Linked DNA regions of Mus musculus: region 2 is linked to region 1. Evidence: chromatin loops called from intact Hi-C (ENCODE). Cell type or tissue: left cerebral cortex. All regions are shown on one strand. Links, peaks and the distances in the headings refer to the core of each region. The heading gives the core; the rest is flanking DNA. Region 1 has its middle 14 kb from the start of Dip2c. Region 2 has its middle 75 kb from the start of Dip2c.

Region 1 (15,865 bases), core at 4,993-12,992:
CCTAATGTCACCTCTGGAATTACACACCTCTTTATCTATCTGTTCTCTCTGGGATTTGTAATTAATAGGTGTGTCTTATCTGACAGCTAACTTATCTACAATCCCAGCATTGGGTTGAATGGCAGAACAAGAAACATACTGTTTCTCATGGAGCAGTCCTGCTCTGGGACAAGGAAGAAAGCCTGTCTGTGTCATCATGTCCAGTTCTGCTCATGTTCAACCTCACAGAATGCAGACTTTTTGTATGGACTAGATATGCACGTAAACACGTGTACAGAAGACTGGCTCAAGTGTGGATCAAGTCAAGCTGATGTATTGGTGAAGATAACTGGAAAAGATTCACGGGTCTACTGGCTCAAAAAACTCTGCCAGAGGCCCCAACACTTCTATGTGGGACCAGAGTCCTCTCTCTTCAGACTCTTTGCCTTCAGGAAGCTGACGTAGGGCCTGTGAGTTTTACTTAGGAAGTGGATCCCAGTTCTCAGCATCTTTTTATTTGTTTTGGAGACAAGGTCTTTATAGCTCTACCTAGTCTCCATCAGCCGTTTACCTGAGGATGACTGGAGCTCTTGATCCTCCTTCCAAGGTCTGGGGCTCGATTAATGCTAAGCAAGCACTCCATCAACCGAGCTGTATCCCCAGCATTGTCAGTATTCATTACAGTGTGCAGATCAGAGGACAGATCTGTGAGGATTGGTTGGTCGATCCTAGGAATGGAGCTCAGGTCACTAGGTGTAGTAATAAGCGCATGGCTCACCAAGTCATCACAGCACTATGCATCAGCATTTGTTAACACAGTAGAACGATTTACATTATCCAAGAAATCAGCCTCCCTAAAATGAAGGCCAGGAGACATGGTTCAGACCATTTAAATAGCCAGGAAGAAGAAGAAGGAAGGAAGGAAAATAGCCTCCCCATCAAGGAGGCCAGCTCAGGAACAAGAAGGTAAGGGAGACGTTGTCTGAAAAGACAGTGATATGTACTATTACAAGCTATCCGTGCTACTCGGAAGTTTTGCCCAGATACATCCTCGATACAGTGTTTACACTTCCATGAAGGGGCAGCTACAAATATCTAATTAAATAATGAATTAATCATCATACCTGCTAGTTGTAAAATACTTCTTTCCATATCTTAGCCACTAATTGGTCATCATTTGTCTATCTAGCAGAAGAACTATGCCTCCATTTTTTTCCTTTTCTTCTCTCTCTTTTTTTCTTTGTTTCTTTCTTTCTCTCTTTCTTTTTTGTTAAGTTTCAAACCTATTTTGTTGAGGGAACTCCCTAACCTTTAACTGGACTCGTGATTTCAGCAAATCTGAGGTATAAGGGAGTAAAAGATCCTGTTAAATCAGAGTATGTTAGAGGTAGCAGCTAGCCAGGGGCGGTTTATTTATTCATGAGATCACTAACAAAAAGGAAAATGAAGGCTCAGAGAAACTGCTCCCCTTGCAGAAGGGTATCTCGAACTGCACCCTGGCTTCTTAAGTCTTATTGCTGTTACTGTGGAAAAAATACCACAACCAAGGCAGCTTATAGAAGACAGAGTTTAATTGGTTTATGGTTCTAGAGGGAGGTGCATGGTTCTAGAGATCCATGGCAGCAAACAGCAGGCAGAGCAACAGAACAGGGGGCTGAAAGATCACATCTCTAATCATAAACACAAAGTAGCTAGAGCTAACCACTAGTGGGCAAGGCTACACAGCAGAAAGCCCACCCCTAAAGACATAGTTCCTCCTACAAAGCTTCACCTACCTCCTCCCCAAACAGGGCCACCAGCTGGGGACCAGGTGTTCCAATACCAGAGCCTCTGAGGGACATTGCTCATTTAAGCCACCACACAATGTGAGGTGATTCCAATCTCTATAAAGGTAAGAAAGAATTTATTCATTTTTGTGTTTTCCTCTGCGTGTGACATCTCCCCCACCCCCTGCAAGGTTCTTGAGAAAAGTTGGTTGTAAACTATTGTTTTTTGAGCTCTCCAGATACTTAAGTAATACATCGTATGGAGGAGGGTGGCATATGCCTTGTGATTGCAGGATCTTCCTACACTGCGATTTCCATGAAGAACAGTGCCTGGGAACTCATGGTTTGCTTAGAGTTCAACCATATCTTAACAAATTACCAAAACTGGATTCAGGCAGGCTTAAAGACAAGACATATGCGGCACAAAGTTTGAGTTTATTTAATTGTCATTTAGGAAATAGCTGGAGACGCTTGCATGAAACTTTGCATTTCAAGATCATTAGTGTTGTTATGGCATTTCCACAGCATAGATAGATAGATAGATAAATAGATAGATAGATAGATAGATAGATAGATAGATAGATAGATATAAACTTTATATTATATACTGAATTATATGACTGTAACCAAATTCAGAGACTTCTGTGTGCATTTTTGTTTCCGCTTTTATTACTATTCTTTTCCAGAAACAGCAAACCAGCTGTGATAGTTAATTTTCTTTGTCAACTTAATTAGAGACACATGTGTCTGGGGGAGTATTATTTCAGAGAGGTGTAGCTGAGGAAGGAAGACCCACCCTAACATGGATGACATCATCCTATGGTGTGGGGTCCCAGATTACACTAGAAGGGGTAAGGAGAAAGCTGGCTGAGCACCTGCATGAAGATGCAGAGTGAATATCTGCCTCTCGCTCCTGCCTGCTGTCATGCTTTCTCCACCCTGATGGATCATGCCTTCAAACTGGGAGCCAACGTAAGCTCTTTCCTAAGCTGCTTCTTCCAGGTATTTTTGTCATAAAAATTAGGCAGTAACTAATGCACCACTCGGTCCATTTACTTAAGAGCTATTGCAGTAGCAAAGGGAAAGAAACCACAGATAATTCCATAGAGTCTGAAACTACATGGGTTTGCTTTCTCACATCATTGATGCAAATGCTGAGAATTCAACTGCCAGTCAAAGATGTTTTCATGGAAAAGCAAGTTGTGAATATGTGTCCTGGGCAAACCGCCTAAATATTTCGTTGTATATGTTTTCACACATCAAAGTACAATTACCAAGAGGTAATTATTTCTGATATTTTAGATAATTTGGTAGATTCTAAACCACTTCTGCTAATGGTGCTGTGGCTAACACAAAGTAGCAAATTATGTGAACATTATTCATGTTTGGTGTTAGATTGTATGAATTTTCTGCAGCATATTTCCTTTGCCAATTATGATTGATTAATGCCTGATAATTAAACTATTGTCCAAATTGGCATTCCCAGAACTTGTATCTACAAATGGCTGAGACAAACAACACAAAGACTTTAGAAGTAGAGGGGAAAGAAGTTGAAAACTAAAATTTTGCCACTGAAAATCCACTCGGGGAACTGGATACATGGTGGCATACTGCTTACATTCCACTAATTCATTGGCTAGAGAAGGCAGATCTCTATGAGTTCAGGGCCACACTGATTTAGACGGTGGATTTGAGGCCAGCCAGGGCTATGCATTGAGACTCTGCCTCAGAAAAGAAAAAAACATAGGGAGGAAGGAAGGAAGGAAGGAAGGAAAGAAGGAAGGAAGGAAGCCCACAGTAGGTCTAGAATTTATTGGATAAAGCCTCTTCAGTATAAGTGTGAAGGTCTGAGCTTGGATGCATAGCACCCACATGCACCTGCAATCCCAGCATTGCCTCAGTGAGAAGGGGTGGAGGCAGGGGAGTCAGATCCTCTTTTCCAGAAAATCTCTGGAAAGCTTTGGAGCAAACAACAAGAGACCCTGTCAAAAACAACTCAGAACGTGAAGAGTGACAGCTGAAATAGTGGTTGTCCTCTGATGTCCATACACATTGTCATGGAATGCACATACTTACTGTTAATATTATGTCTAAGCTCTGCCCCACAGTTACCTGACAACAGCCAAGTATGCTCCACCCTACAGTTACCCGTCAATAGCCAGGTGTGCCTGACTCACTATAAAAGGGGCTACTTGGCCCCTCCTCTCTTTCTTGCTTCTCTCTTCCTCCCGCTCATCCCATCCCCCCCCCCCACACACACACACATGCTCATGGCCAGCCTCTACTCCTCTCTCCCTCTCCCTCTGCCTCTTTTTCTGCCTCTACTACCTCTTGACTCCCCTCCACGTGCCCTGAAAAAACTCTATTCAATACTATATCATCCCATGGCTGGTTCCTCAGGGGGGAGGGATGCCTCAGCATGGTCCCACAGAGGCACCCCCTTCCCCCATACCTCACCACACATCACCAAACAAATCCCCTCCTCTCGTTATCTTTTTTATAAACACATCATTTCCCCTCACACACATGAACACGTACACACAAATCTACAACAGATGGGCGAGAGATGTAGTTCAGTGGTTCAGCATTTGCCTAGCTGGCATACGGGAGGCTCTAAGCTCAATTCCCCGCACTATCATGGAAAAAAAAGTCCACAGAGTAGAAAGTGGACATAAAAAAGAATATTTTAAAATTGACCCCATTCCTTCAAAATGCAAAACAAACAAACCTGCAGGTGGAATCAAGGACATTTCTAAGTGGCTTCTACTCTGCCAACAGAACTGCACCACAGAGCTCACAAGCAGCAAAAATGCATTGGAATTGTGTCACTTTGAACCTAAGAGCAATATTTTCCAGTGGTTCTGTACTATTTCATTCCTACACTCTGTAAAACAACTAGAGATGCTGTGACCTCCATTATTTATATAAAGACATGCTCATCTAAGAATATCCAGGGGACCCAGGCCTTCCCAACTATCACCCACCAAACAAGAAAATGAAACTAATCTTTTGACAATGGGAATTGGGCAGAGAGTGTGAGAGAGAGTCAAGAGATAGTCAAACCCCAGTCTGCAGAGAAGTTTTATTTAACAGGTACCAGTCCATACCAGATTCCAAGCGTGTCAATAGAGTAGGGTGATGGTTCAGGTTAGATCACCAAGAATCAAATCAAGGTTTGGGGTGTATGTGTCTTATTGAACCAACTCTCACAGGAAGAACAAGAATGAGTGTTTATATCAGGGCATGGAGGGAGAAAGAACACATCACCACGGCTCCATCTGAACGCCAAGCATTTGGCTGTAGAGCATCAGTGCACAGAGCCATCTGGGCAGGTGGTCAGCCCTATGTTGTGGGACAGTTACTCATTACCTGTAGTGGTGGAAGGGCACTTCTAATGGATGGGGGGGGGGGGCGGGCGGAGGGGAATACGTACTTGTGTTAAAGATTCTACAGGGCTGGTAACTGATTAGATAACAATGTCATGACAGTGAGAGTTAAAATTTTCAGTGCCTGTAATAACCAACTTGCTTTGTTCTGACTTAGCATCCTCTCCCCTATCTGGTAAAACCCATGGAATATATTAACTCAGTAGACCAAAAGCTTCCATCTACCCCAAAGCCAAGAACATCACCTGATAATATCTAAAACCTATAGCAGAATTTTTCCTTCTGTTGTAATTCATCTGACTACCCTGACTGTGTATTGGGAAAATGTCTTGACTTGTGATTTTTGGATTCTTTTTCTATGACTGCAAAGGTTTACATTCACCATAAAGTGGAGCTGTGCAAACAGCATCAGAAAATTAACCTGTGTGACCTCAGAAATGGAAGCTGGACTTAAGTGACTGAGCACTGGGGGTGGGGGAGTGTTTATTTTGTATTTATTTTCTTTTATATTCAACCAAGACAAAGAATTATTGAAAGGATTTCACTTACTTTGCATACACTCACGATGAGTTTTAGACAATGTTTAGACGTGTGCAACATCTTACAAAGCCATTGGTATAAATCACTTTGACTCCATCCAGATCGGTTCCTAAGCTGTTTGTGTAGGGCCTGAAGCCCAAGCACAAGGCCAAGGATGGTTAATATTCTTTATCAACTTGAAAGAATCTACAATTACCACAAAGCTCACTTCTAGGCGTGCTGGTCTGTCCTAACCAGAAAGTTGTTTGTTTTTTTACTTATTCACTTTACATCCTGCCCACTGCCTCCTTCTGGGTCATCTGTCATAAAATCCTTCCTTTCCTCATTCTTTGACTGGGTGACATCAAGCCTCTGTGAAGCTAGGCACATGCTCTCCCATTGAGGCCAGACATGGCAGCCCAGCTAGGAAAACATAACCCACAGACAGGGAGCAGCTTTGGGGATAGGCCTCATTCCAGTTGTTTGGAATCAACATGAAAACCAAGCTGTACATCTGCTACATTATGTGTGGGAGGCCTAGGTTCAGCCTGTGCCTTAGTTAGGGTCTTATTGTTGTGAGCAGACACCATGACCAAGGAAAGTCTTATAAAGGACAACATTTAATTGGGGCTGGCTTACAGGTTCAGAGGTTCAGTCCATTATCATCGAGGTGGGAGCAGGGCAGCATCCAGGCAGGCATGGTGCAGGAGGAACTGAGAGTTCTCCATCTTCGTCTGAATGCTACTAGTGGAAGACTGACTTCCAGGCAGCTAGGATGAGGGTCTTAAAGCCCACATCCACAGTGACACACCTACCCCAACAAGGCCACACCTACTCCAGCGGGGCACTTCTAAAAGTGCTACTCCCTGGGCCCAGCATATACAAACCATAATACCATGTATGTTCTTTGGTTGGTGGTTCAGTCTCTGAGGGTCCCAAGGATCCAGGTTAGTTGACTCTGTTGGTCTTCCTGTGGAGTTCTTATCCCTTTTGAGGCCTTACCAGAAAGATTTAACTTGGCAGGGGAGACCTATATCCTGAGTGTGGGTGGAGCCATTCCATGAGCTAGGATCCTGGATTGAATAAGTAGAGGAGCATAAACTGAAGAGCAGTATTAACCCATCCCTGGGTCCCAACTGCAGATATGCAACCAGACACCACACTTGCCCCTTAAAACTGTGTCCCTGCCAGGCAGTGGTGACACACACCTTTAATCCCAGCACTTGGGAGGCAGAGGCAGGCAGATTTCTGAGTTCAAGGCCAGCCTGGTCTACAAAGTGAGTTCCAGGACAGCCAGGGCTACACAGAGAAACCCTGTCTCGAAAAACAAACAAAACAAAACAAAACAAAACAAAACAAAAACTGTTTTTCCCTGGGGGCCTGGAGAGATGGCTCAGTGGTTAAGAGAACTGACTGCTCTTCCAGAAGTCCTGAGTTCAATATCCAGCAACCACATGGTGGCTCACAACCATCTGTAATGGGGTCTGATGCTCTCTTCTGGTGTGTCTGAAGACAGTGACAGTGTACTCATCATATATAAAATAAATAAATAAACTCTTTTTAGAAAGAAAGGAAGAAAGGAAGGAAGAAAAAAAGAAAGAAAGAAAGAAAGAAAGAAAGAAAGAAAGAAAGAAAAAACTGTTTCCCCCTATGTTGTTCTTTAAAACAATTTCTAATTATGTGTGTGTGTGTGTGTGTGTGCGCGCGCGTGCATGCACACAAGAGCACTACAGCCATACGCACACATGTATATACAAATACACATGTGGTATATTGCATGTTTGAAATGCAGAGCAGAAGACACTTTGGAGAGCTGGCTCTTCCTTTCCACCTTGTTGAAGCAGGGTCTCCTATTTCTGCTGCTATACAGGCTTCTATACGCCAGGCTCGCTTGCCCACTAGATTCAAGACAATTTTCCTGCCTCCACCTCCTATCTCTTTACAGGAATGTTGATATTACAGACATGTGCCATCCACATCCATTTTTTTTTTTTTTAACTACATGGGTTCTGGAGACCAAGCTCAGGCTGACAAACTTGCTGACCCATCTCCCTCATGAATTGCTTCTGCCAGACAGTTTGAAAAGCAAGAGAAAAGTAACGTACATAAGACCCAAAAGTAAGCAAAGGCTGGTGAACTGGAGGAGATGAGGGTGTGTCCCTTAGATACACCTAATGAACACTGGACTATAAAGCATTATACATATACATAGTGCAAAAGATCTCATTCAATGAAGTGCTTTGCCCAGCTGTACCTCATGGTACCTCTGCCTTTTAATGCACTGTGTGGACTCTCATGGACCCACTGCAGAAATCAGATGCTAACTCTATTCTGTCAGCAGTTGTTTCCCCTCCTGCATTTAGACCTTGGGCACTAGTGTGGGCAGACTTTAGGCAGACTTTAGGCAGCGCTGCTAGAGCATTGAATCTGGAGCCAGAGCCGAGAGATTTGCATGTTATTCCTCAGCTCACTGTCACATGTTATTCCCTGACGCTTTCATGGAGATGAAATAAAATAATGCAGAGCTCCTGCATTTGCCATCTCTTGGTTCTGGTATGTCCATTTTCAATGTATGATAAGAGGAAGCCCCAACTTTTGACCTTTTACCTAATACCAGAGTTAAGGACACCATCTCCTTGAGGATCTGGCCTAAGATAGGAGTCATAACATGGTCACACAAACAGCTCTCAGTATCTCAAACAAAATGCTTGCACCAGTCAGCTTCCAAACTCCCACAGTGAACGGAGAAAGGTACTGAGGGGACTGCAGCTTCCCGGTAACGGCCCCAATATGAGAGACTTAGGGCATTTACCTAGTTAGAACAAGTCTCATGGCACCCACTGTGCTTGTGTGTGTGTGCGTGTGCGTGTGCGTGTGTGTGTCAGGTGCCTTCCTCTATTGATTTCCACCTTACCTTTTAAGATGAGATCTCTTGCTGATCCTTGATTGGCTGGATCCAGGTTAAGCTGGCTTGGCTGACCATCAAGCTCCAGGAAGCCTCTTGTTTCCACTTCCAGGATGTGGATTACAAGTGCATGCAACCCGCTTTTCACATGGGTCCACGGTCCTGTGCTTACTCAACAAGAACTTTACCAACTAAGCCATCCCCCAACCCCTCAGCATCCTCTTTTCCAGAGTCAGTAGCTTTATCAAGGGCTTTCGCTAGCTTTCATGCTGTTGACAGACCTCAAGAAGTGAAAGATATGCACACAAACCACCACAGGATAAAGCAGAATTAATAATTGCCACATGAACAATGTGTCTCTGGGGGAGGTCAAGAATGAGGAAGTTCATATAGAAAACGTGTTAACTCTGGAGATTTTGCTTTGATTTCTAAACCACATTTGTGACTACATGGAATCTATTCTAAAGCCTTTTCATAATAAAGTAGTGTTCTCTCTCTCTCTCTCTCTCTCTCTCTCTCTCTCTCTCTCTCTCTCTCTCTCTCTCTCCTCATCCACTTATCAAAAAACTCTAGACAAAAATTCTCTTAAGAGCAAGGAGGACCAGAGTTTGGATGCCAGCATCCATAAAGCAAGCTGTTCACTGCAAACCTGCCTGTAACCCCAGTTCCAAGTCGGAGGATGACTGTGGCTTACAGACTTCCAGCCTGGCTGAGAAAACTTCAACTCAGGTTCAGGGAGAGAGACCTTGTCTCAAAGGAGTAGGTGGAAAGTGATAGTTGAGGACTCTTGATGACCTCTTTTGGCCTCCATGCACATGGACATGTGCCCGCTCACACATGTGAGCTTCATAGACATGTATGCATACATGTAAATTAATTAATTATTAATTAAGCTTTAAAATAAATAGTAACTAAAGAGAAGGTAAGATAAAACATTGGGAGTTAAAGGTGGAGGGAAATGTGGACATGAGCACCATTTACATTTTCAAAGAGATATATCTTAAGAATTGAGTCAAAACAGCATAAGACATTAAAGGACCAGAACACAAATCAGACAAAAATGGAGTCAAATGAAAGAAATGATTTCTAAGATGTGATATATTATAAAAAGATATTTTAAAACAAAGAAGCAGAATGCTGTTTTTAAACGCTGCAGTGTAAGTTAGATGTGGTGGTAAATTCCCCGGTGCTGCCATACCAGAGCTCCACACGTGGGTGGTTTTAAATAACACAGTGTATTGCCTCATTTTGGGAGTGAAAAACCTAAGCCAAGATGTCAGCAGGACTGTATTCTCTGACATCGGGAAGGTTAATTCTTGCTTTTCTCAGCTTTTGGCAATTTTGTAAATTCCTTGAGTTTTTTTTTTTTTTTTTTGTCTCTGTCTCTGTCTCTGTCTCTCTGTCTCTCTCTCTGTCTCTGTCTCTCTCTCTGTCTCTCTCTCTCTGTGTTGGGATAATACATCTGTATGGAAGGGTAAATCAACACATTGGTGCACATTCACACAGAGACTAGAGGTCAACCTTGGGTATCATTCCTCCTGAAGACACTGTCCTTGAGACAAGATTTCTTACTGTGCAGTAACTCACCAATTTGGCTAGACTGGCTGGCTGGCCAGCGAGCCTCAGGGATCTATCTGTCTGTTTGTCTGTCTTTCTGTCTGAGCCAGCCTCCCTAGCACTGGTGTTTGGTGTTACAAGGGCTCACCAGGACACCTAGCTTTTTTTTTTTTTTAATATACTTTTTAAAAGTAAATTTGCTGTAGATTTGGTCTAATGCATGTATTACGTTAATTGGGTCCTCAAAATTTCATGAGAATCCACACATAAGATGCCAAGGGTCCCTGCTCCCAGTTGGTTTTGATTGGTAAATAAAGTTGCCAGCAGCTGATGGCTAGTTAGGGAGACAGAGGCAGGACTTTTAGGATTCCTGGGCAAGGAACCAAGGAAGAGAGAGAGAGAGAGAGAGAGAGAGAGAGAGAGAGAGAGAGAGAGACAGAGACAGAGAGTGAGAGAGAGAGAGAGAGAGAGAGAGAGAGAGAGAGAGAGAGAAAATGAGCTGCCTTGCTGGGAAAGGAGGACTGAACACAGCCAACATGTAAGAGCCAGAAAAAGGGGGCCCCAGCCCACCCACCCACCCCCACTGGGTCTAGGGCAATAATGATGGAATATAGATTTTAGTAAGTAATAATCAGAAGGGAGGTGTAAGCCACATGGAGGTTTGGGAGTGGCCCAGCCATTGAGCAGTTTAAGGAGTTTAAAATATAAAGCTCTGTGGGTATCGGTGGGTATCGGTGGGTGTGGGTGGGTGGGTGGGTGCTCGAGATTGCACACATGCACAACTTTCATTCAGGAAACCAGAACATTGAGGTGGTTAGTGAAGAATGCTTAACTGCTGCCAGGTAAATTAGAGAAGAGATTAATTGGCAACTACAACAACAGTTATTTATTCTTCTCTTTGTGTGTTTCTTTCCATGTCTTCTCTCTATGTCTCTGTTTCTGTCTCCCTCTGTCTCTCTCTATCTCTCTGTTTCTGTCTATCTCTGTCTCTCTGTTTCTGTATCTGTGTCTCTGTGTGTGTGTGTGAGTGTGTGTGTGTGTGTGTGTGTGTATGTGTGTGTGTGTGTGTGTGTGTGTGTGTGTGTGTGTGTATGAGTCAGAGCCCATGCCTGGCTTTTTCACACCAATTCTGGGATCAACCTCACATTCTCATGTGTACATGGTGAGCTGTTTACTGACAGAACATCTCCCCAGCCCATCCCTCAGTGTTTCTAGCTTGTGGAAGCATCCCTCCAAACTCCGACTCTGGGATACTGCAGCCATCTTTATATTGTCCTTCCTCCATCAGTGCTTGCATCCAATTTATGCAGGACTGAAAATCAAAACTGGGACTGTCTATATTGTAAGAAAGTAATATAAACACTGAGCTACACCCCCAGCTCACAATACATCTTTTGGCTGACTTGGTCATTTACAGCAGAGTCTCTATGTAACCCCAGCTGGACTGGAACTCCTTATATAGAACAGGTTGGGCTCAAACTCAGATCTTTCTGGCTTTGCTTCCTGGATCTGGGATTAAAGGCATGTGCCTCCATGCCTGTCCTACAATGAAACTTTCATTAGTAAGTGGTTCATAGATAGCCAGGTAAATGAACTTCCTGGTCCTGGCTCCTGAGTAGTCCATGACCTGGAAAGGCCCTCTCCTGCAAGCCTCTATCTTGTCAACAGACAGAACTTGTGTCCCAAGGACACCATCACCCCCACGCGGAAGAAGAAATGGCAGTATCTGTACCTGCCCGGTTTCTTCTTCATTCCCACCCATTAGGTAAGTTGCTTCACTTTTTCTGGGGCAGAGTATCTTTGTATGTGTGTATGTGTTTATAAATAAATTAATTAAAAAGGATTAAAATATTGCATGCAGATGGCTTCCTGTATGTAGAAGAAAGCAAGAGGCATTGGGAGATATCTTCTTAGAAAAAAAATGAGACAATTAGAACAGGAATTGATAGAGTAACTCTATCAATTAGAACAGAAATTGATAGAGTAAGTGATTACCTTAGCAATGGCAATGAATGGCCTGTTGTAAAGGATGGGGAAAAAATTACATTTGGTTACCAAATAAAGAAAAACACTAATCTAATAGGCAGAATACAGCAATTATCTACAATCATAGTGCATTACATTGCCAAGTCCTGGATATTATAATACAGTAACAATGTAGCGTTCATTTGTTTGCTTGGTTTTAGGCCCATCATGCTGTTATTTGTTGTCTCTGTTCCTTCCTTCCTTCCTTCCTTCCTTCCTTCCTTCTTTCCTTCCTTCCTTCCTTCCTTCTGTCTTCCTTCTTCCCTCCCTCCCTTCTTTTTTCCTTTCCTCCCTTTCTTTTTCTTTCCTGTCTTTCTTTCCCTGGCTTCGTTTGAATCAGTCAAACAATGTTTTGCATCCCATTTTAACTCATCTAGGTTTCCTTAAGCCTCTGTTTTAGTGTCTTATTTTCTTGGTTCATTTCTGTTGCTTGTAACACAGGGGTAATTTGAGAAAAGAGCAGCAGGTCTCGTGACAGATACCTGCAATCCCAGTGCTCAGGAGACTAAGGTGGGAGGACACAAGTTTGAGGACACCATATTCTAAGTAACAAGTTCTGGTGTTACATAGTGAAAAACCACCTCAAAAAAACCCAACAAGACAAAACAAAACAAACAGAGGGGAAGAGGAGAAGAGAAGGGAGAAAAGGGGAAGAGAAGGGAGGGGAGGAGAGAGGGGAGGGGAGGAGAGGACAGGAGAGGATGGGATGGGGAGTTAGGGCAGGGGAAAAGATCATCTTAAACAAAGCAGATTGGGGATTAATTGTAATGCTTTGTCTTAATTCGGCTCCAAAAATCATACAGGAATCTACAAGTTCAGATGCTGAGAGTCTCTGTCTCCAACTGGTTTTTGACTAATTAATAAAGATTCAACGCCCAGTGACTGGGCATGGTAAAAGAGGTAGGATTTTTTAGGATCCCAGGGCCAGAAACACAGGGAGAAGAGGGGAGTGCGCCATGAGAGGGGGTTAGGATGAATCATGCCATGACTGGGAAGCAGAAAGATCAGAATTAAGAGCCTGCCAACATGTAAGAGTCAGGGAAGTGACCCTAGGGGCCGTTCCTCTGCTTGGGTCTGGGGCAGCAAAGATAAAATATAGATTTAGAAAATATTCACTCACGAATACTGGAAGGGAGTGTGTGCTAACTGTGGGGAGGTTTAGAAGTGCCCAACCATTGAGCTAGTTAGGCATATCAAAATTAAGCTGATGAGAGCAGGTGGCTAGAAGGTTGTCTTAGTGAGAGTTTCTATTCTTGCACAAACATGACCAAGAAGCAAGTTGGGGAGGAAAGGGTTTATTCAGCTTACACTTCACATTGCTGTTCATCACCAAAGGAAATCAGAGCAGGAACCCAGAGGCAGGAGCTGATGCAGAGGCCATGGAGGGATGTTACTTACTGGCTTGCTTCCCCTGGCTTGATCAGCTTGCTTTCTTATAGAACCCAGGACTACCAGCCCAGGGATGGCACCATTCACAATGTGTTGGGCCCTCCCACCCTAGATCACTAATTGAGAAAATGCCTTACAGCTGGATCTCATGGAGGCATTTCTTCAAGGGAGGCTCCTATCTCTGTGATAACTCCAGCTTGTGTCAAGTTGACACACAAAATCAGCCAGTGCAAAGCTCAGTCACCCACTGGGAGCTCAGTCAGTGAAGATTAACTCTTCACTGCATCAAAAGCATGGTGGTGCCTGCCTGTAATCCCAGTACTGAGAAAGCAGAAGCAGGTGTGTCAGAAGTTTACAGACATCTTTAACTACATAGTGAGTTCAGTGGTAGCATGATACTCTGTCCCCCCTCCCCCCAAAAAAACAAAATGAAGAAAGCAAGAGAGGGTGGGAGGGAAGGAAGAAAGAAGGGAGGAAGAGGGAGGGAGATAGAGAAAGAGAGAAAGAGAGAGAGAGATACACAGAAAGAGACAGAGAGAGTGTATGTGATCCCCCAGTTCTAGAGATGACAGGTTCAGAGGCTGTACATGCTGGTGATCTTCTTGCTGGTATATCTTTAGGGGATGCAGGGCAACGTAAGACAAGAGTCAGGGGGAGTGCAGGTGCATCTCTTCTAGTCTCTTCCCTTATAAAGCTACGGGGATCCAACTCAGTACTGTCCTGAGTACTTCCATAACCCTAGATACCCTAAGGGTCTCACATCCAAACATTCAACCTGGATTAAGTTTCTACCTTCTTCACACAGCTCCAGCATGAACCTCATAAGGAACAAGCTCTCTTTGACATCTGATATTGCTGATTCTATATCTGCATCAGATCATATATAGACATACATTATAAACATGACATCAGTGGAGCAGCATTTGGTTTTCCAGTAACACGCCTTTCTTACAAATGAGGAGAGGAAATTTGTAAAGCATATCATGTTTTCTCCTTTCAGTTTACATTCAGATCCTCTTTCTTCGCTCTCTAGGGTCATGAAGACCTTCCTTGTGTAATTATGCCAGTAATGGAATATCTTTACCACATCTTCAGTTTTAAATGATAGTCTTGCTTGATTTTATATTCTAAGTGGGCTGGCTGATTCTTTTAAACATTTTAAAGTCATATTGCATTTTATTCTGTCGCCAATATTTCTGAAAAGAAATAAACTCTGATCCATATCATCACTTGTATATAATTGTCATCTGTGTGTGAGAATCTGTGAATGTGAGTGTGTGTGTGAGTGTATGTGTATATGTATGTGTGTGTGTGTGTGTGAATGTGTGAGTGTGATATTTGTACAAGCCTCAGGTCTCTTCCTTAGTCATTCTCCATCTGGGTTTTTGTTGTTGCTGAGTGTGTGTGTGTGTGTGTGTGTGTGTGTGTGTGTGTGTGTGTGTGTGTTTTAACATTGAGTCTCACTATGTAGCACCAGGATGGCCTTAAATTCACAGAGATATATTTGCTTCTTCTAATCTCAAGTGATTGGCTTAAGGATGTACACCATGCCCAGCTTTCCACATAGGCTTATTTCTTTATTTATTTGTTTTTGAGACAGAGTATTTCATTTTTACATGGTACTTGATGATTCACCAGCTAACCAACAAGCTCCAGGGATCCACTGTCTCTGCCTCCTCAACACACACACATGCACACGCACACTCACATGCACACACACACACACACACCACACACACACCACACACACACACACACACACACACCACACACACACCACACACACACACCACACACACACACACACATACCACACACACACACACACACACACACACACCACACACACACACACACACACACCACACACACACACATACCACACACACACACACACACACACACCACACACACACCACATGCGTGCGCACACACATGCATACAACACACACACACTGCAATCACACACACACAAAAAGATTTGGGGAACCAAACTCAGGCTTTCATGCTTCAGTGGCCATTGCTGCTTCCCTAAACTAAAGCAGGAGGACCTCTGAATTTTGGTCATCCTGAGCTACAAGAAACCACTTCTCAAAACACAAAAATAAATCCACTTCATCTTTGGCTTAACAATTTGACCCTGGTGGACCTGGGATTGCTCTCCTTGTTTTTAATCCCGCTCAGCTCCCAGGGACTCTGTAACCTAGATATAGGTTCATGGTGTGAAAGACCCTCCTTAGGTGATTCCAACATCCTATTTCTTGATGAATTAAGCTTGGCAGTCTTCACTAAAACATTGTCCATCTCATCTGTGTTTTCAAATCCACTGGCATGACATT
Region 2 (15,865 bases), core at 2,659-10,658, 59 kb after region 1:
CCAACATTCTGCTGCTTACAGGAAACCCATCTCAGGGAAAAAGACAGACACTACCTCAGAGTAAAAGGCTGGAAAACAATTTTCCAAGCAGATGGTCTGAAGAAACAAGCTGGAGTAGCCATTCTAATATCAAATAAAATCGACTTCCAACCCAAAGTTATCAAAAAAGACAAGGAGGGACACTTCATACTCATCACAGGTAAAATCCTCCAAGAGGAACTCTCAATTCTGAATATCTATGCTCCAAATGCAAGGGCAGCCACATTCATTAAAGATACTTTAGAAAAACTCTAAGCACACATTGCGCCTCACACAATAATAGTGGAAGACTTCAACACACCACTTTCATCAATGGACAGATCGTGGAAACAGAAACTAAACAGGGACACAGTGAAACTAACAGAAGTTATGAAACAAATGGATCTGACAGATATCTACAGAACATTTTATCCTAAAACAAAAGGATATACCTTCTTCTCAGCACCTCACAGGACCTTCTCCAAAATTGACCATATAATTGGTCACAAAACAGGCCTCAACAGATACAAAAATATTGAAATTGTCCCATGCATCCTATCAGACCACCATGGACTAAGGCTGATCTTCAATAAAAACATAAATAATGGAAAGCCAACATTTACATGGAAACTGAACACTCTTCTCAATGATACCTTGGTCAAGGAAGGAATAAAGAAAGAAATTAAAGATGTTTTAGAGTTTAATGAAAATGAAGCCACAACATACCCAAACCTATGGGACACAATGAAAGCATTTCTAAGAGGGAAACTCATAGCTCTGAGTGCCTCTAAAAAAAAACTAGAAAGAGCACACACTAGCAGCTTGACAACACATCTAAAAGCTCTAGGAAAAAAAGGAAGCAAATTCACCCAAGAGGAGTAGACAGCAGGAAATAATCAAACTCAGGGGTGAAATCAACCAAGTGGAAACAAGAAGAACTATTCAAAGAATTAACCAAACGAGGAATTGGTTCTTTGAGAAAATCAACAAGATAGATAAACCTTTAGCTAGACTCACTAGAGGGCACAGGGACAACATCCTAATTAACAAAATCAGAAATGAAAAGGGAGACATAACAACAGATCCTGAAGAAATCCAAAACAACATCAGATCCTTCTACAAAAGGCTATACTCAACAAAACTGGAAAACCTGGATGAAATGGACAATTTCTAGACAGATACCAGGTACCAAAGTTAAATCAGGATCAAGTTAACGATCTAAACAGTCCCATATCCCCTAAAGAAATAGAAGCAGTCATTAATAGTCTCCCAGCCAAAAAAAGCCTAGGACCAGATGGGTTTAGTGCAGAGTTCTACCAGACCTTTAAAGAAGATCTAATTCCAGTTCTGCACAAACTATTCCACAAAATAGAAGTAGAGGGAACTCTACCCAACTCATTCTATGAAGCTACAATTACTCTGATACCTAAACCACAGAAAGATCCAGCAAAGACAGAGAACTTCAGTCCAATTTCCCTTATGAATATAGATGCAAAAATACTCAGTAAAATTCTCGCTAACCAAATCCAAGAACACATTAAAGCAATCATCCATCCTGACCAAGTAGGTTTTATTCCAGGGATGCAGGGATGGTTTAATATACGAAAATCCATCAACGTAATCCATTATATAAACAAACTCAAGGACAAAAACCACATGATCATCTCGTTAGATACGGAAAAAAACTTTCGACAAGATCCAACACCCATTCGTGATAAAAGACTTGGAAAGATCAGGAATTCAAGGCCCATACCTACACATGATAAAAGCAATCGACAGCAAACCAGTAGCCAACATCAAAGTAAATGGTGAGAAGCTTGAAGCAATCCCACTAAAATCAGGGACTAGACAAGGCTGCCCACTTTCTCCCTACCTTTTCAACATAGTACTTGAAGTACTAGCCAGAGCAATTCGACAACAAAAGGAGATCAAGGGGATACAAATTGGAAAAGATGAAGTCAAAATATCACTTTTTGCAGATGATATGATAGTATATATAAGTGACCCTAAAAATTCCACCAGAGAACTCCTAAACCTGATGAACAGCTTCGGTGAAGTAGCTGGATATAAAATTAACTCAAACAAGTCAATGGCCTTTCTCTACACAAAGAATAAACAGGCTGAGAAAGAAATTAGGGAAACAACACCCTTCTCAATAGTCACAAATAATATAAAATATCTCGGCGTGACTCTAACTAAGGAAGTGAAAGATCTGTATGATAAAAACTTCAAGTCTCTGAAGAAAGAAATTAAAGAAGATCTCAGAAGATGGAAAGATCTCCCATGCTCATGGATTGGCAGGATCAACATTGTAAAAATGGCTATCTTGCCAAAAGCAATCTACAGATTCAATGCAATCCCCATCAAAATTCCAACTCAATTCTTCAACGAATTAGAAAGGGCAATGTGCAAATTCATCTGGAATAACAAAAAACCTAGGATAGCAAAAACTCTTCTCAAGGATAAAAGTACCTCTGGTGGAATCACCATGCCTGACCTAAAGCTTTACTACAGAGCAATTGTGATCAAAACTGCATGGTACTGGTATAGTGACAGACAAGTAGACCAATGGAATAGAATTGAAGACCCAGAAATGAACCCACACACCTATGGTCACTTGATCTTCGACAAGGGAGCTAAAACCATCCAGTGAAAGAAAGACAGCATTTTTTTTGAATATTCAATGAGGATTTATTGTGAAAATGCTTGGATAATCATAAATCAGCACAGAAAATTGAAATGGTACTACTATTTTGCATAAGTTAATTTTATTACTTTGCATAAATAATAGTATGCAAGGAAGGCCAATATACTGCCTTCATTTTAAGTGTCATGGTTGGTGGTTTGCTTTATTGTTGATGTGGAGCACATCTTTCCGTATCCTAGATGTAAGTTCTGTAGATGTCACTACCTGAGCTTCAATTCTAAGTCCCAGTATATGGTATCAAGAAAACCACATTTTTCTTTTTTTTTTTTTTTTTTTTTTTTTGGTTAGGTATTTTCCTCATTTACATTTTCAATGCTATCCCAAAGGTCCCCCATACCCACCCCCCCAATCCCCTACCCACCCACTCCCCCTTTTTGGCCCTGGCATTCCCCTGTACTGGGGCATATAAAGTTTGCAAGTCCAATGGGCCTCGAAAGACAGCATTTTCAACAAATGGTGCTGGCACAACTGGTTGTTATCATGTAGAAGAATGCGAATCGATCCATTCCTATCTCCTTGTACTAAGGTCAAATCTAAGTGGATCAAGGAACTTCACATAAAACCAGAGACACTGAAACTTATAGAGAAGAAAGTGGGGGAAAGCCTCGAAGATATGGGCACAGAGGAAAAATTCCTGAATAGAACAGCAATGGCTTGTGCTGTAAGATCGAAAATTGACAAATGGGACCTCATGAAACTGCAAAGCTTCTGCAAGGCAAAAGACACCGTCAATAAGACAAAAAGGCCACCAACAGATTGGGAAAGGATCTTTACCTATCTTAAATCAGATAGGGGACTAATATCCAATATATATAAAGAACTCAAGAGGGTGGACTCCAGAAAATCAAATAACCCCATTAAAAAATGGGGCTCAGAGCTAAACAAAGAATTCTCACCTGAGGAATACTGAAAGGCTGAGAAGCACCTGAAAAAATGTTCAACATCCTTAATCATCAGAGAAATGCAAATCAAAACAACCCTGAGATTCCATCTCACACCAGTCAGAATGGCTAAGATCAAAAATTCAGGTGACAGCAGATGCTGGCGAGGATGTGGAGAAAGAGGAACACTCCTCCATTTTTGGTGGGATTGCAAGCTTGTACAACCACTCTGGAAATCAGTCTGGCGGTTCCTGAGAAAATTGGACATAGTACTACCGGAGGATCCAGCAATACCTCTCCTGGGCATATATCCAGAAGATGTCCCAACCGGTAAGAAGGACACATGCTCCACTATGTTCATAGCAACCTTATTTATAATAGCCAGAAGCTGGAAAGAACCCAGATGCCCCTCAACAGAGGAATGGATATAAAAAATGTGGTACATTTACACAATGGAGTACACTCAGCTATTAAAAAGAATGAATTTATGAAATTCCTAGGCAAATGGTTGAACCTGGAGGGCATCATCCAGAGTGAGGTAACAGAATCACAAAAGAACTCAAATGATATGTACTCACTGATAAGTGAATATTAGCCCAGAAACTTAGTATAGCGAGATATAAGTTACAATTTGCAAAACACATGAAACTGAAGAAGAACGAAAGTGTGGACACTTTGCCCCTTCTTAGAATTGGAAACAATCACCCATGGAAGGAGTTACAGAGACAAAGTTTGGAGCTGAGACAAAAGGATGGACCATCTAGAGACTGCCGTATCCAGGTATCCATCCAATAATTAGTCTCCAAACAATGACACCATTGCATAAATTAGCAAGCATTTGCTGAAAGGACCCTGATATAGCTGTCTCTTGTGAGACTAGGCCGGGGCCTAGCAAACACATAAGTGGATGCTCACAGTCAGCTATTGGATGGATCACAGGGCTCCCAATGGAGGAGCTAGAGAAAATACCCAAGGAGCTAAAGAGATCTGCAACCCTGTAGGTGCAATATTATGAACTAACCAGTACCCCGGAGCTCTTGACTCTAGCTGCATATGTATCAAAAGATGGCCTAATCGGCCATCACTGGAAAGAGAGGCCCATTGGACACGAAAACTTTATATCCCCCAGTACAGGGGAACACCAGGGCCAATATAAATGGTAATGGTGGGTAGGGAAGTGGGGGGGGAGGGTATGGGGGACTTTTGGGATAGCATTGGAAATGTAACTGAGGAAAATATGTAATAAAAAAAAAGGATACACACATTGTGAAGCTGAAGGTTAGTTGAAGATACCCCAGCAAGTGGCAGACAGAGTGAACAGGGCTTGCTTTACTTATACAAATAAAATAAACCTTTAAGTAAAAAACTGTTAAAAAGAGGGAAGAAAGCCACTGGATAATAACAAAGGCACAAATGACCAGAGGACATTACTAGAAGTATATATACTTCAACATCAGAGGGCCAGGGGTGGTGGCCCATGCCTTTAATTCCAGCACTTGGGAGGCATTGGCAGACAGATCTCAGAGAGTTTGAGGCCAGCCCAGTGACCTCATAGATAGCGAGCTCTAGGCCATCGAGGATTACATCGAGAGCCATCTTGCTGACGCAAAAAAAGTAGTCCTAAAATGTGTACAAACTACAAAGGATACTGAACAGCCAAAGCCATTGCATTAACTCAGTGTTTCTCAACCTTCCTAATACTGTGACTCTTTAATACAGTTCCTCATGCTGTGGTGACCCCCATCCATAAGATTATTTTCATTGCTACTTCATAAGTATAATTTTACTACTGTTGTGAATCATGACATAAATATCTGTGTTTTCCCGGCGTCTTAGGCATCCCCTGGGAAAAGGTTGTTTGATCACAAAGGAATTGTGACCCACATGTTGAGAACATCTGTATTAATGGCATTTCTCATTTCTGTGACAAAATATCTGATAAGCAGCAACTTACAGGAGGAAGGGTTCATTCAGGGCACAGATTTAGGGTCTGGTCTTCATGGTAGAGGTGACATGGCATCAAAGCATGAAACAGTTGACCCCACTGTGTTCAAAGCCAGGATGCAGAGAAAGATGGCTGCTGGTGCTCAGCTCGGTTTCTCTTCCGTATCCAGTTCTGGACCTTAGCCCATGGAGGGTGCCTCCCACACTCACATCAACCTCAGTAAAATCTTTCTGAAGCATCCTTTGAGACACACCCAGAGGTGTGTGTGTGCGCGCCAGTCAGGTTGGCAACAAAGGCCAACAATCACAGAGATCTTGACCAAACAAATGTATTAGTCACTTTCTGATGCTATGACAAAACATCGTGACCAAAGGCAGCTTTTAGAAGGAGCACTTTGTCTTGGCTTGTGGTTCCAGAGGGATAAGAGTGCATCACAGCAGGGAAATAATGACAGGAAGCAGAAGCCATAAAGAACTGAGAGAGCTCACATCTTCAAAGGAAACCACAAAGCAGAGTGTAGACTGGAAATGGCCAAGGCTTTTAATCTCAAAGCTCACCTCAAGTGAGCTTCCTCCAGCAAGGCTGTAGCACCTAAACCTCCCAACAGGACCAACTGGGGACCAGGGGTTCAAACACCCAAGTCCATGGGAGACATTTCTTGTTCAAACTTCCACAATGAACAAACAAACAGGGGCGGGGTGGGGGCAGGGGAAAGCAGGAGGCCTTCATGCTACCTAACTTCAAAATATAGTCAAGACCACAGTAATAAGCCAGGTATGGTGGTGCATGCCTTTAATCCCAGGACTTACTGGGCAGAAGCAGGTAGATCTTTATGAGTTTTTAAATCAGCCTGCTCTATGTAGCAAGTTAAAGGCCAGCCAAGGCTACATTGTGATAACCTGTTTTGTAAACAAAAGAAACAACCTCCATTTCAACAAAACAAAGCAAAAACCCTCAGTAATGAAAATTGCAAGGTAGTCTCATGAAAATAAATGTAAAACCCAATGTAAGGGAAGAGGTCCAGGAAGAAATCTGTGCATTTACTGCCAGGCATAAGTCAACAAAGGACACACACAGGGCAGGAGTTACTCTTTCTATTCCTTTCATGGAATGGTGTTGGGAAAACTGGACATGCAGAATAATTCAACCCTTACATCTTAATTTACACAAAAGTCCACTTGAGGTTGACTACACACTCAAAGGTGAGACCCAAAATAATGAACTAGAAGAAGTCACAGGGCAGAGATTCGTGACATTGGTTTGGACAATGAGTTTTTGAATGTCTTCAAAAAGCATTTGTAACAGAGCATGTCTATAACCCCAGCTCTCAGGAGGCTGAGGCAGGAGGATCCCAAATTTGGAACCCATCTGAGGCTACACAGAAAGCCCCTGTTTCAAACAGGGGGCGGAGCGGGTAACAACAACAATGGGATTATGGGTTGACATCAAGCTAAAGAACTTTTCCTAGCCAAACAAAACAAACAACAAACAAACAAAAAACCAAAAACAGTCAACAAGGTGAAGAGTCAATAAACAGAATGGGGAAAAAAGAGTCAACTATAAGGAACCCAAAGAATAACAAGAGAGCAAATAACCCAATTGAAAAGGAGCCACATTCCCAATAGTCATTTTTCCAAAAAATGACATACAAAGGAGCAATAGGTATATGAAATGGAACACACTGAGATACTATTTGTTTATACAAAAAAAAAAGTGGAATCCTGTAATTTGCAAAAAACACAGACAAACATGGAGACTAACACACTGAAAGAGACAAATACTGTCTAAAATAGTTGATGTTGGCCCAGAAGATGGCCTGGTGGCTAGATGCACTTACCATCAAGCCTGAAAACCTAAATTTGAGTCCCAGAACCCACAGGATGGAAGGGGGTTCTTCCAAAAAACTGTCCTCTAACTATATACTCAGCCCCACCCCAATCAATCAATCAATCAATCATCAATCAGTTGATCAATTTTTAATTTTAAAGTTGATGTAGGAAGTTGAGTGGCAGTCCTCAGTCACTTGAACAGTTAGCAAGGAAAAGGAGGAAATATTTATGAGTCCTTATAATTATAGTTAGATGCAGAACACAGATAAATGATTTCTTGGAGGGGGTGCGGATCAGAAGAGGAGGATAATGAAAAATGACACCTCATGACTTTTATGTTTCTTTTCACGTGTTGATAATGTTCTGTGGTCAATTGTGCTGACAGCGACACAACTCTATAGTCATACCGAGAACTCTTGGAAGGCGCACTTTAAACGGGCAAATTGTGTGGAACCTGAGTTGTATGGCCTTTATCCAAGCTTGAAAGAAGAAAGGAAGAAATGTCTTCTCTTTGGGGCTACAAAGAAATAACCAATATACAGTCTTGACTTTCTGTCAAAAGGTTGGAAAATTAGGTGTAATAGATTTAATAAATAAATGAGATATTCACGTGATATTGAAATTGTTTCTAAGTGCAGACAGCAAACGATGTAGGACCAGGATTCTTAGGGAGAGAAAGAGTAAATGGGGTTTTTTAAATGCCCGAAGGCAATTGCAGTCTTGACACAAAGACCTAGAAAGCACAGGCCAGGTGCTTCCCTCAGGCTGAAAGAGGCCGACAGTGGAGCCTGGGGCAGGCTCCCGAAGCTGTTTGTGAGATGTTACCAGAGTGGGAAAAGTCATTGTTGAGACATAACCAGAACGGAGAAAGTCACTGAGATGTTTACAAGAAGAAAGACAGTCACACTGGCAAAGCTCAGTTCTGTGCGGAGGCATTCTTTCTTCAGTTAAACCTTTTGCCCATGATCACTGTAAACTTCTTAGTGGCCAAACAGCCAGTGCCAAGGAGAACAATTCCAAGAGCCCACATAAGGCCAGATAGAGACTGTTCATACACGCTACGGAGTGGAGTAGACTGTCTCAGTAGTGAGTTTAAAGTAGAGCCTCTTCAACCAACTTAAAAATCCCGTTTACAACCACAAGGGATTAGACGGAAGCCTGAAGGTAGAAGAGATGGTACACATCTCAAAAGTAAGAAGATGAGAAAAGTAAGCACTCTGTACTGAGGTCTAGCCTTACCCCTAGAAGCTCCTCGCTCCGCCCATTGCTTACATCACTGCCAAACTCCTCCTCCAAGCTCCTAACCTCTTCTCTTCTACTTCCTGAAACCTCTTTGTTGTTTCCTGCAGTGAAATCCTAAACCTGGTTGCCCCATACTCCTACATATATTCATTCATTCATTCATTCATTCATATATTCATATTCTCTCTCTCTCTCCCTCCCTCCCTCCCTCCCTCCCTGCCTCCCTCTGTCCCTCTGTCCCTCCTTCCCTCCCTCATGTATTCTTTCTGAGCCTTCTGATTTCTTGACCTCTAACTCACACAGAAGAAGTCATATGTATGTGTATATATGTATATTCATTTTATATGGTATTGGATTACAAAAGAGCTTAGGGCATAAGGGCAGGAGGGTCTCTATCACACAGGGGCCACCCTGGTTTACATAGTGAATCCAGGCTGGCCAGGATTACAAAGTGGGACCTCTTCTCAAAAACAAATCAAAAATAAAGATCAATTTATGGGGCTGGAGAGATGGCTCAGCTCTTGCAGAAGACCTGAGTTTGGATCCAGCTTCCATGTCAGGTGGCTCACGACCACCTGTAAGCCCAACTCCAGGGCATCCAATACCCTCTTCTGGCCTCTGCAGGCACGTGCACTCATATGTACACATGAAAGCACACCTTACATATAATTAGAAATAAAATCTTTTGGGGGAGGGTAGCTTAAGACAGGTTTCTTTGTGTATATCTCTGGCTGTCCTGGAACTTGTTCTGTAGACCAGGCTAGCCTCCACTTCCCTCTTCTTCCTGGGTGCTGGGATTAAAGGTGTGTGCCATTACTGCCCAGCTAAAACAAATCTTTAAATAAATAAATAGATACAGGTTAAACACGTTGTTTTTATAAAGACAGGCATGCTTGTGATCCCAGTATTGGCAAATTCAGGGAGGGAAGGCAGGCAGATTCCCCAGGGCTCTCGGACCAGCCAGCCAAGCCTACTTGGTAAGTTCCAAGTCAGTGAGAAACCCTGCTTCAAACAAAACAAAAACAAACAGACAAAACTGTCAAAACAGTTGTCTGCTCCTGAAGGACAGCAGAGGGTGACCTCTGGGTTCTATATTCACCGTAACACAGACATATACACAATACAAACAAATAGTTGGAAGGAAAGAATGAGACCCCTTTAAGACAATTAGGGAAATAGCTTTTTCATCGACTGATTTTCAAAACAGTGAGTCGTCATCTTTGGAGTGCAAGCTAAGTGCAAATGCATGCTATCAGGGTGCTGGAGACAGGGTGGCCCCAGGCTGCCCCAGTACTCTGAGCACTGAATCCTTGCCTCTGCCTAAGGCTCTGCACTCTCTGGTTGCCTGAAGTCCAAGGTTCTTCTGGCAATTGTGGAGACACCTTAGCTATGCTGGGCAGGCTCACACTGGTGGCTGCCAGCGCTGTGTACAGGTAAGGGATGCCACAGCAGCAGCTGCTTGCACAACCACCACCTGTGTTCAGGGTCTCCCTCACATTCCATCTCTCCCTGTGTGTCACTATCACTTGCTTCAGGAGGCTAGAGAGGTGGTAGGGCTTTGTCTTCTCCATAGTCCTCTAGAGCAATCACCCAGCCGGATCTTCCCTGGCCCGCCCGTTTAAAAAAACTGTGTTGGAAGTGAGGTGCCAAAACCAGGGCAGTAATAAGGATGGGAGGAGAGATGTGGGACGCACACGGGTGGGGCTGATGGAGCAGACTAGGGCCAGCAAACTGTATGCAAATGAAAAGAGGCGTGGCCACGGGGCGGCTCCAGTCCTGTTTGTATTAGAGCGTGCTGGCTTGGGCGAAAGGAAAGCTGTGACCAGTGCAGTATTAATTAAAAACCAGTGACCCTTCCTCTTGGACAGCTTGGGGCCCAACTTGGCTCTGCTCAGTCCACAGCAACTCCAAGCCAACCCAGCTGAGAACACTCCCTGAACTCGGGGCGGAGAAAAACCTAAGGCGAGATCACTCTGAATACAAATAAACAACAACAACAACAAAAACCCCAACTCTGTGTACTGGCGGTGGTGGGTGGGTGGGTGCATGTGTGATCGCAGGCATTTGTATGCCAAGGCTTGTAAATGGAAGTAAAAGGACAACCTCTGGTGTTGGTCCTTGCTTTCCCCCTTGGTTGAGACTAAGCACAGTTGCTACTGTGCACTACTCTAGGCTAGTAGCCCACAGGCTTTCAGGATTCTGTGGCCTCTGCCTCCCATCTCTTAGGAGTGCTGGGATTACAGACAAGCATTACTGCCCTTAGCTTTACAGGAGTAGTGGGTGTCTGAACTCGGGTCCTCGTGCTTGCTCGGAAATCACTTAAATCGCTCTACTCATTGAGCCATCGTCCCAGCTCAGGATCACCCTCTGATTGACACAAGCTCTGAAAAAGTGGAGAGACTGAGTTGATAAGATTTAATTTCTGAATGTAGGTAACTCTAGCCTGCACAGGAAGATGTAGGGTAAAAACTAAAAGGGGGAAAAAAAAAAAGGATCCTGATGGCAGTGGGGGAGGAGTGTCATCATGTGACATCATATGAATGTGTAATTTAGAATCCATTGTCTGGTTACCTGCCAATTCCTGAAATATGATATCTAATACTCACGCATTCATTCAATAAATACTTACACTACAGAACCTGTTGTGTGCCTAGGAGCTTGAGTGACTGACCAACCCCTGCCCAGGTTACAAACAAATCCACAATATCCAGAAGCCTCATGAGAAAACAAAGCCCGGAAGGGGATGGGTGTGTGCAGTCAAGAGGCACCAGCTGGGGTAGCAATACTCCACCTGCACGGGGACAGTAGGAGCAGGTGTCTGGACTGGTGGGCCAGTCAAACACAGGAGAGAGAGAGAGAGAGAGAGAGAGAGAGAGAGAGAGAGAGAGAGAGAGAGAGATACAGACAGACAGACTGACACAGAGAGACAGACACAGAGACACAGAGAGACAGGGGGAGAGGAAGAGACAGACAGACACAGAGACAGAGACAGACAGAAACAGAGAGAGACAGAAGGGGTGGGGAGTGACCCAGGATATCCAGAACCTTCCAGAACATACCAAAAACTTCACATTTGCCATAAAATCCTAGACATTACTGGACCATTAAAACAGGGACATGGAGTGGCCATCTATATCCTAAAGAAACTAGTCCCGCTGACTACTGCAGGGATACAGGTGTGAAGCAGGAGTCTGCTGGAGGTGAGGGTAGCTGGGACCAAGACAATGGGGAGAAAAAGGATGGTGTGTGTGGCAGACAGACATGTCTGTGTACTTGTGCTGGGGAGGCAGGGAGCGGTGGTTACACTTCAAAACGGCTTGGGGGTGGGGTGCATGCACCCATGCGCCTGTGCAGTCCTCAGTGGCAAAAGCCTGCCAGGCAGCCCTAAATTGTATATTGTATTCTCCCCCACGGTGACTTATTAATTGTAACCCATAAGTTAAGCCTGTTCAAAAGCAGAATGGGGATTTCCGGGCCCAGAGTGTGTTTAAGACGCCTAGACATCAAGGAGAGATTTAAAGGAAGAAATGGGGAGCCCGGGAGCTGGCTCAGTGGGTAAAGTGCTTGCCAAATAAACATGAAGTCTGCTTGATTCTCAGCACCCACATTTACAGGCTAGGTGCAGCACTGGGATCTCCCTGTAACCCCAGTGCTGAGCCCTGGGGACATGTGGGGTCGTTGTAGCTCATTGGCCAGTTGGTATAGCCAAATCTGTGAACCCTGGGTTCAGTGAGAGCTTCTGTTGGAAACAAGGTGTGTGAGGGGGAGGCAAGGCAACACTTGATGTTAAACTCTAAACCTACAGATGCATGCAAAAGAAAGGGGGGTCGGACCTGTTCCTTAGAAATGAAAGAGTAGGACCAGACATGTCTATAATCCCAGAACTTGGGGCTGAGGCATAAAGATTCAAAGTTTGGGGTTAGTCTATGCTACATAAAAAGACCTTGTCACATAGAAAGGGGAGTGGAAAGGAAGGAGGGGAAGATGAAGAGGAGGCGGCCCAGCCAAAGTAGGACCAGCACTCTTAAGATTGTCTGTTCTTGTTCGTGGCTGCAGCCCTTGCTGACTCAGAATCTGAGTTAGTAGCTTTGCCAGGGCTGATGTTCAGCACGGCCAGTAACGCCTGAGTGGTAGATGTCCTCAGGGTTAGCAGGTCAGACTTGGAGCAGCAAGGCCCTCAGTTGGAGCTCACGTATCCCCAGGCGCTGAGGTGTGCTGGGAATGAGACTGTGGAGTGGCAGGAACTGCATTTAGGGGAGGAAAACGGCTGAACAACAGAATCTAATATCGCATGTCCCTCACCTTGCTCTGGTGCCCTGGGGCATTTGCCCTAATTTCAACTCTGATGGGAGTTTGGAAATGGAATTTATTACCATAGATGGTCTTTCTGAAGTGTTTTCCTGAGGGCTGAAACCTAAACTCAGTCACTGCGCGGGAGGGTGAGGATGTGGACCAGAGCCGAGCAGATGCGCACCATCATCTCATTTCTTATTATGACGGCTTGCAACTTTTGAGATGGAATTTGAACACATCCCAGGCTAGCCTGGAATCTGTGGCTATCTCCCTGCTTTCTCTTCATGGAGTGCTAAGGTTACAGGCAATGTGCAAATACAGCTGGTTCCAACCTCTCACTTGAAACAACCTGATTTTCCACGTTGCTGAGACCAATCCTTAGGCAGGGACCACTGCTCCCTGAGTACTTAATGAAGACAAGCAAGATTCAGAGGCAGAAGCTGGTAGATCTCTGTGAGCTCAAGGCCAACCTGGTCTACAGATAGCAACTTCCAGACTGATCTATCAGGAAGGAAGGAAGCAAGCAAGCAAGCAAGCTAGAACAATAACGTAAGCTATTTCAACATCTTTTGAGCCTTTGCATTTCAGTTCACAAAAGAATCAATAGAAACCGAGTGACGACCATTATTCTGGAAAAATGAATCTCTCAGATCTCTCAGCCAGAGATGAAGTAAAACATCCATAGTCACTCAGTGACCCTGTCCAGCAGAAATAGCTGTAGACTTTGTGCCGTCTCTGGTTCGACCACGTGCTTAGAAAACTCACCTTGCCCAGTAACCTGGGGCAGGTAACCTGGTCTAGGGTTAACCTCTTCCTCCTTGGAAGCATTTGTTCTCAAATAAATGAAATCACTTTATATTTGTGAAAATACCATTTTACCATTGACTTTCAGAACTTTGTGGTGAAAGTGCTCTCCAGGGGCTGAAGAGATAGATGCCCAGTGGTTATAACAGAGCACCTGGGTTCAATTTCCAGCACCCGCGTGAGGGTCTAATGCCCTCTCCTGGCCTTCATTGGTATTTCATGCAAGTGATGCACAGACATACCTGCAGGCAAAGCACCCATACACATCAAGTAATAATATTAAAAGCACTTTTTTTTTGTTTTTGTTTTTGTTTTTGTTTTTTTTTCGAGACAGGGTTTCTCTGTGTAGCCCTGGCTGTCCTGGCACTCATTTTGTAGACCAGGCTGGCCTCGAACTTAGAAATTCTCCTGCCTCTGCCTCTTGAGTGCTGGGATTAAAGGTGTGCGCCACCACGCCCGGCTCTAAAAGCACTTTTTAAATAAAGTATTCTAGAAATAGAGTCAGCTAAATTTTTTTGCATGGAAAGATGATCTTGAGACTTGTTGAGAAAGTAAAGAACCCCTCATAGACACTCCAGTCCCTTCTATTCATCCTGGTGGGAAAACATCCCTTGCTACTTCTTTCTTTCTTTTTTAAGATTTATTTATTTTATGTATATGAGTACACTGTAGCTGTACAGATGGTTGTGAGCCTTCATGTGGTTGTTGAGAATTAAAATTAGGACTTCTGCTCACTACGGACCGCCCTGCTTGCTCTAGCCCAAAGATTTATTATTATGCATAAGTACACTGTTGCTGTCTCCAGACACACAAGAAGGGAGTCAGACCTCATTACGGATGGTTGTGAGCCACCATGTGGTTACTGGGATTTGAACTTAGGACCTTCGGAAGAGCAGTAGGTGCTCTTAACCGCTGAGTCATCTTGCTAGCCCCCTCCCCCCTTGCTACTTTCCACTAGGCAGTGTGCATTCTCTACCACAGAATTCCTAATGGACAAATTCAGTTCACTTCCTTAAGATTTGTAACACACACACACACACACACACACACACACACACACACACTACCCTCGTGTAGTTGGGCTGCAATACCCTAACTGGCCAGTAGGAGCTGCTGTCCAGCACCCAATGGAATGATTGGGATAAAAGTTTACATAGAATACCAGTTCTCAAGTTTCCTAAATGTTCAGCAGAATGCAAATAACTTCAAGGGAGCTTCCGATCATAAGCATTTGATTTTTATGCTTTCTCGAAATCTGTGGTTTTTGGCAAGTTCCCATAAGTTTAATCTATGACATTATTCACATGTTTATATAGTTTATCCACCCATTAAAACCTGTATAATTGAGTTCCATCCATGCAACAGACACCGAGTGAAACTGGGCATAGAACAGTCTGTCTATAAAGACAGCCCAGATAGATGGACTCTCATAGTGGGAGAGCAGGTTCTAAAGATGTTGAGGTGGTTTGAATGAAAATGGTCCCCCAAAAGCTCATCTGTTCCCAGTCCGTGGAACTGTTTGAGACTAGAAGGATTAGGAGGTGTGGCCTTGTTAAAGGAGGTGTCACTGAGGGTTGACTTTGAGGTTTCAAAGGCCCACACCAAGCCTTGTCTCTGTCTCTGTCTGTCTCTGTCTGTCTCTGTCTGTCTCTGTCTCTCTGTCTCTCCCTCCCCCCACCCCCCCCACCCCCTGTGGATCGATCAATCAATCAGTATGTGAAGCTCTCAGCTTCAGCACCATGCCTGTCTGCTTCCCACCATGAGGATAATGGACTAAGCCTCTGAAACTGTAAGCTAGCCCCAATTAAATGCTTTCCTTTGTAAGAGTTGCTTTGGTCATGGTGTCTCTCCACAGAAGTAGACCAGTAATAACTAAGACAAGTATTTTCTGGTGACAGGTATCTCTTGGTACTTATGCTTTGTGTGCCCTCTGCATAAACTTGGGCTGGCCTTGGACTTATTCAGAACAACAGAATGTATGGAAATGATGCCTCCTGGCCTCTCAGATAGGCTACAGGCATCCCTGAAGATCCTGTCTTGCTCAGGGGAAGTTACGTGCTGACGAAAGCAGCTATTGGTCACCATGTTAGGTATTGGTAGTGCAGGTCTATCATCCCAGTCAACCCACAGACTGAAGCAGGAGAAC

What was found. Hi-C counts contacts between places; a loop is a spot of excess contacts. Peaks named below come from ENCODE experiments on the same cell type or tissue, not always from the same donor. Only the 100,000 strongest peaks of a DNase experiment are listed, where the experiment ranks them.
Region 2: it touches region 1 in a loop (2.5-fold over the local background); 6 of 42 quality-filtered maps call a loop at or near these places.

Annotation. Positions count from the first base shown.
Region 1 is chr13:9,254,946-9,270,810 of GRCm38, reverse strand. No RefSeq gene overlaps it. Among named protein-coding and RNA genes, the nearest start is that of Dip2c, 14 kb to the left of the region's middle. In left cerebral cortex, for the core only: no CTCF peak of the experiment used is centred there; a DNase peak (open chromatin) is centred at 9,777.
Region 2 is chr13:9,193,814-9,209,678 of GRCm38, reverse strand. It overlaps the pseudogene Gm8784. Among named protein-coding and RNA genes, the nearest start is that of Dip2c, 75 kb to the left of the region's middle. In left cerebral cortex, for the core only: no CTCF peak of the experiment used is centred there; no DNase peak of the experiment used is centred there.